Linked DNA regions of Homo sapiens: region 1 is linked to region 2. A link is an interaction called in ENCODE POLR2A ChIA-PET data of the cell type or tissue named here. Cell type or tissue: PC-9. All regions are shown on one strand. Links, peaks and the distances in the headings refer to the core of each region. The heading gives the core; the rest is flanking DNA.

Evidence for each region. ChIA-PET counts read pairs that join two places held together with the same protein. Peaks named below come from ENCODE experiments on the same cell type or tissue, not always from the same donor. Only the 100,000 strongest peaks of a DNase experiment are listed, where the experiment ranks them.
Region 1: POLR2A ChIA-PET joins it to region 2 with 5 read pairs; 5 of 35 experiments call an interaction of 5 or more read pairs at or near these places.

What each region holds. Positions count from the first base shown.
Region 1 is chr6:105,071,352-105,074,172 of GRCh38, forward strand. The region is part of intron 3 of LIN28B (lin-28 RNA binding posttranscriptional regulator B); the gene reads left to right. Among named protein-coding and RNA genes, the nearest start is that of POPDC1, 64 kb to the right of the region's middle. In PC-9, for the core only: no CTCF peak of the experiment used is centred there; a DNase peak (open chromatin) is centred at 1,540.
Region 2 is chr6:104,863,698-104,866,518 of GRCh38, forward strand. No RefSeq gene overlaps it. Among named protein-coding and RNA genes, the nearest start is that of HACE1, 5.2 kb to the left of the region's middle. In PC-9, for the core only: no CTCF peak of the experiment used is centred there; no DNase peak of the experiment used is centred there.

The DNA of each region.
Region 1 (2,821 bases), core at 203-2,702, 210 kb after region 2:
TAAAAAATTATTTCATTATTCTACTATCTGCAAAATGTTTTTTGGTATATGTGGCTTTAATTTATTTTTCATTTTAACAAGTTTATAGCTTAACAATAACAATTAGTTATTGTTAGCATTATTATTATAATTTAATTTTTCTAACTTTTTACCAGTATGGACAATGCTGTTGTTAATATCTTAGTACCTGAATCATTGTGTTTATCAGTGAATATTCCTGTAGAGCAAATTCCTAGAGTGAGAGTTACTAGGTCAGAGAGTATGTGTATTAATATTTTCCAATATGCTGTCAAATTGTCCTCCAAGAGAGGCAGTCTCAATTTACATTCACTCCAACCAATATAATCTGATTGCAATATTTCAGAGCCTAAATAAATCATTCATACTGCAGTGTGATTTAATGGGCTAACTAAAATTTCCATCTTCTCTCTTTTGACTGGAATTTTATTGAGTGAGTTTGATAGCACTGATTATATAGCATATCAGCTTAAAATTCCAATTTATAATCTTAAACATATGATTAAAGAGAATAGAAAAAGTATTCACAAATTTTTAGACCAAGTTTTTCAACATGTAAAGTATAGGAGAGATGAAAAGAAAATTCAGCCTTGGCAGTGTAAAGAATCTGGATTGGACTACTCCCAGTCTTTTGTTTTATAGATGGGATGCTCAAAGAAACACGCTGACCTCCCCAGTAACAAAGTCTCAGGAAAAGTCTACTTCAATTCTTTTGTGTCTGTGTGTGTGTGTGTGTGTGTATTAGTGTTTTAAATTCAAGATCCTAGATATTTTAGACTTACATATAATAAAATTACATCAATATTGTTGGGTATAACATTTTTATGTAATCAAAATGGAAGTGAAATTTAATTGCTTTCAATTAAAATTCCTTTCTAGATAATCTCTAAATTTCTTCATCAATACAATTTAGATATTGTAGTTCCCAATTCATAGGCTTTGGGGGTGGATTAAATTATATAACACATTAAAAACCTTTAGCACAGTGTCTAGAATTTAGTAAGCTCTCAGTGAATTGAACCTGTTTATTATTTCTGTTATTACCATTTTAATTCTCTTAAAAGTAAAAGTATGTTTAGTCCTTCTGTATATAGAATATTTTGTTTTTAGCATGATTAAGGTAACAGAGGGGCATGATGCTGGCTTCTATATTCCAGAAGATCCAAATGAAAACTTTTCTGGTGTTAAATGTGTATTTATTATCTAGGAAACTTTTTAAAAGAACATAAATCATCAGTATCACCAACTAACTATTTTTGAAAACTCAGTGTTTTTACCACTGTACTTAGAATATATAAAAATTTAAGTATGGAAAACATACTTAAATAAAAATTAACTTTACTAAAATTGTTATTGTTTAACTGGCTTACAATCTTATGAATTTGGTTATGAGAAGAATGAAATAAAAGAAACTAATTCATTAAAGTATAGGTTGATAGAGGTCAGAAGACATGTACACTATTAAAGAGACTTACTAGTTCTGTGACTCATCAAAGTTTCCTAACTCCTCTCTTGGTATTTTGGGGCTAGTCCTGTGGAGTGAGTAAACAATACCCAAATGTTTATTTAGATTGTGTAGAATCAGTCAGAACAAAATGGGGCCTTCTTTAGGAAGGTTGGTTCCAGGATCTGCCCCTCTTACCTTCAGGAGGTGTACAGGGTAGGCAGATTGCTTCCATCAATATGCTCTGGATCCTTTGCTTGTCAGCTCTCTGTGGTTCTCTAATAACCTTTCTGCCCACCCACCTCCCCACCACCAGCTGGCTGTGATCCAGCACTTCCATGTGTTCAGTTGATTGGCACACAATTTTAATTAAATAACAAGTATTAAAACATACTAGAATAAAAAATAATAGAGCTGAGGAATGTTATTAGTATCATTTCTGGATTTTAGTTGGACTGTACCAAGGTTTAAAATGATCTCTTCAAAGAATCAGTTATTTTTCCTTCAGTTTAGTTCCTGTAATTTTTTTCAATCTGTGACTTTTCTTTAGCCCCTCTGCCTCCCATTTGGAAACTTTATTAATCCTTTTTTTAGTCCGTTTTTCCCAGGAATTTTTATGAAATTCCTTTTCTGTATTCGTACCTTCTTCCTGCCCAAAGCTTGCACTTCTTTCTCTACTCTTTTCTCTGTCCCTGATACTGCTTTACGTACTATCTTTCAACAATTCCTTCCCCTTCAGAAGCTTACAGATCACTGTCAAAATTATCCTTAATGCCCCCATCAGACCCTCAGAATGTGGATTTGAGTTTACATATAAATTCTTATTAACTTAAAATGTTCAAGTACTGTGAAGAATCCTAAGATACATTTTTTTCCATTATACTTTTAGACAAGCAAATCTGGATCTTCCTCTGTGGTATCGCCCCTCTTCCCAATTTTTTTCATCACTCTCAGGATCGAGAGGGAATATATAACTGATGAATATTTTCATTTACACCATTGGAATATTATTTAAAAATTAATGTCTATATTTTAACCTAGTGGTTGTCCGCTGTGCTCAGCTCCATTATTGCTGATATCATTTGAAAATATAATCTGCTTATTCAGTTGTTTGGATCAAAAAATGCAAACATTTTTAATGGTCATAGCAGATCTAAATTCTGATTTCTGAATTAGTTTTCATTTTTTGATGAAATCCTCAGAAATTTGGGTATGTTTTGATTAACTTATTAACTAGTGTAGGTGTTTGGACTTGATTTTTAAAAACTCATGTAATTACTTCAGAATATAATTAAATAGTTCTAAAGGTCTAAACAATTTGTTTTTATTTATTTAACCATCATAAGTGCCTCTATTCTA
Region 2 (2,821 bases), core at 305-2,804:
TCACTTCACTACTAATGAAGAGGGAATACACATCCTTTTAAAGCACATATATTACAGTTACAAAAATACAACGCATCCGAGTGCCCTTCTTCAGAGCAGTGTCACTGAGGTGGCAACTAGGAAGACCATGGCCAAAGCCAGGGTAGGGTAGGTTGAAAATCCCAAGAAATGGAGTGGACAGAGGAAGCTATCAAAGGAAAAACAAAGCAGACTGTAGGTCTGGAAGTAGAGGCAGGAAATGCAGGGGACACATAAGCCAGTAGAAGGGACTTTGGAGTTAGCAATGAGAGGCAGCCACGGGTCTCACTAAACTACACTTTCATCCAGTACCCATGCTACAGAATTTCTTAATCAAAGTGAAGGATCCTACATTTGTCCTGCTGGATTTCATCTTGATTAGTTTTTGTTGTTGTTGTTGTTATTGTTGTCGTTTTGAGATAGGGTCTTGCTCTGTTGCCCAGGCTGGAGTGCAGTGGTATGATCTCCACTCACTGCAACCCCTACTGCAACCTCCGCCTCCTGGGTTCAAGCAATTCTTGTGCCTCAGCCTCCGAGTAGCTGGGACTACAGGTTAGCGCCAGCATACCCGGCTATTTTTTGTATTTTTAGTAGAGGCGGGGTTTCACCATGTTGGCCAGGCTGGTCTCAAACTCCTGGCCTCTGGTGATCCACCCACCTCAGCCTCCCAAAGTGCTGGGATTACAGGCATGAGCCACCGCACCCAGCCTGAGGTCATTAGTATAACCTGAAAAGATATTGCTGGGTCCTGCATCTATTAATCAGTTGTCTGGTATCTTCTGTGCTGTGTATCATGTGCAGACTTGACAAGCTCCCTCTCTATATAGGGATTGAAGTCACAGATTAAAATGCTGAAACAAAAGAAAGCAAAAAAAAAAAAAAAAAACCTCATTGAAATTACAACCTAAAACTTTCCCAAATTATCTTTGATTCATTAATGGGTTCTTTAGGGGAGAATATGTCATCGCCTATTAACACATCTAACTGTCTGTGTACTGAAAGCCATTAGAAATGTTGTGTACAGGCTGATTGCGGTGACTCACACCTGTAATCCCAACACTTCGGGAGGCCAAGGCGGGTGGATCGCAAAGTCAGGAGATGGAGACCAGCCTGACCAACATGGTGAAACCCTGTCTCTACCAAAAATTAGCCAGGTGTGGTGGCACGTGCCTGTAAACCCAGCTACTCAGGAGCCTGGGGCAGGAGAATTGCTTGAACCCGGAAGGCAGAGGTTGCAGTGAGCTGAGATCGTGCCCCTGCACTCCAGCCTGGGCAAAGACCCAGACACTCCCTCTCAAAAAAAAAAAAAGAATTGTTGTGTACCTTTTGATTCATTCAATTCACCTCTGGGCATATAGTCCAAAGAAACAACCTGAAATAGAAACAAAGGTGTATAGATAAATATAATATTTATTTATACAGAAGTATTACTAAATTCCTAGTGAACAAAAAAACATACTGCCTGTAGGAGGGGAATAGAGATATTTCTTAAATAATGTTTTTCAAATAATTATGCTCACGGATATGTAATTGTAAGTAGAGATAAGTGTTCTGAAAGGCTGGAAAAAACATTCTGTGAAAGACTAGGAACATCTAGAGAGGATTTCCAAAAAAACAGACACTTAACCTAAGAATCAAAAGATAAATAGAAGGTATCTAGGCAAAGGAGCTAGGGTGATAAAGAATATTCTTGGTGGGGCGCAGTAGCTCACATCTGTAACCCCAGCACTTTGGGAGGCTGAGGCAAGAGGATCGTTTGAGTCCGGGAGTTTAATACCAGCCTGAGCAACATGGCGAGACCTTGTCTTGACAAAAAAATTTAAAAATCAGCCAGACATGATAGCGTGCCTCTGTGGTCCCAGCTACTCCAGAGGCTGAGGCAGGAGGATCACTCAAGCCTAGGAGAATGAGGTTGCAGTGAGCCATGTTTGTGCCACTGCACTCCAGCCTGGGTGACAGAGTGAGACCCTGCTTGAAAAAAAAAAAAAGAGGCCGGGTGTGGTGGCTCACACCTATAATCCCAGCACGTTGGGAGCCTGAGGCAGGTGGATCACTTGAGATCAATAGTTCAAGACCAGCCTAGCTAACACGGTGAAATCCTGTCTCTACTAAAAATACAAAAATTAGCCGGACATGGTTGCATGTGCCTGTAATCCCAGCTACTCAGGAGGCTGGGGCAGGAGAATCGCTTGAACCTGGGAGGCGGAAGTTGGAGTGAGCTAAGATTGTGCCACTGCACTCCAGCCTGGGTGACAAAGCGAGACTCCATCTCAAAAAAAAAAAAAAAGTGCTCAATGGAGAGAATGGAATTTGCAAAGATCCTATGGTGCATGAAATGTTCAAGGAATCTAAAGAAAGTTGTATTTTGGTTATGTCATTGAAAGTCAAGGAGCAAAAGGGAGTACACTACGAAATGGTGAGAGAGGAAGCAGTCCATGTGGGGCTTTGCTAGCCATGATAGGGCCTTTAGCATAAGAGCAGTGGAAAGGCATTAAAGGATCTTAAGCAAGTGGGAATAATATGATCAGATTTGTGTTTGGAAGGAAAACGTTTACTCCACCTGAAGGATGAAGAATGAATTAGATTGACAGTTGGATAGATAAGCAATAAATAGTTTGTGGGCTACTTACTATTTAGTCCAAAAGATGATTGTCTTTTGGACAGCATAGTGGTTATGTCAGTAGAGTAAAATGTTTTCAAAATAACATTGAGAAATATTTTTGTAATAAAATCAATAACACCTAATGATGGACTGCGTATGAGAAATGGGAAACAGAAAATGGATTATGCAATTTTATGTATG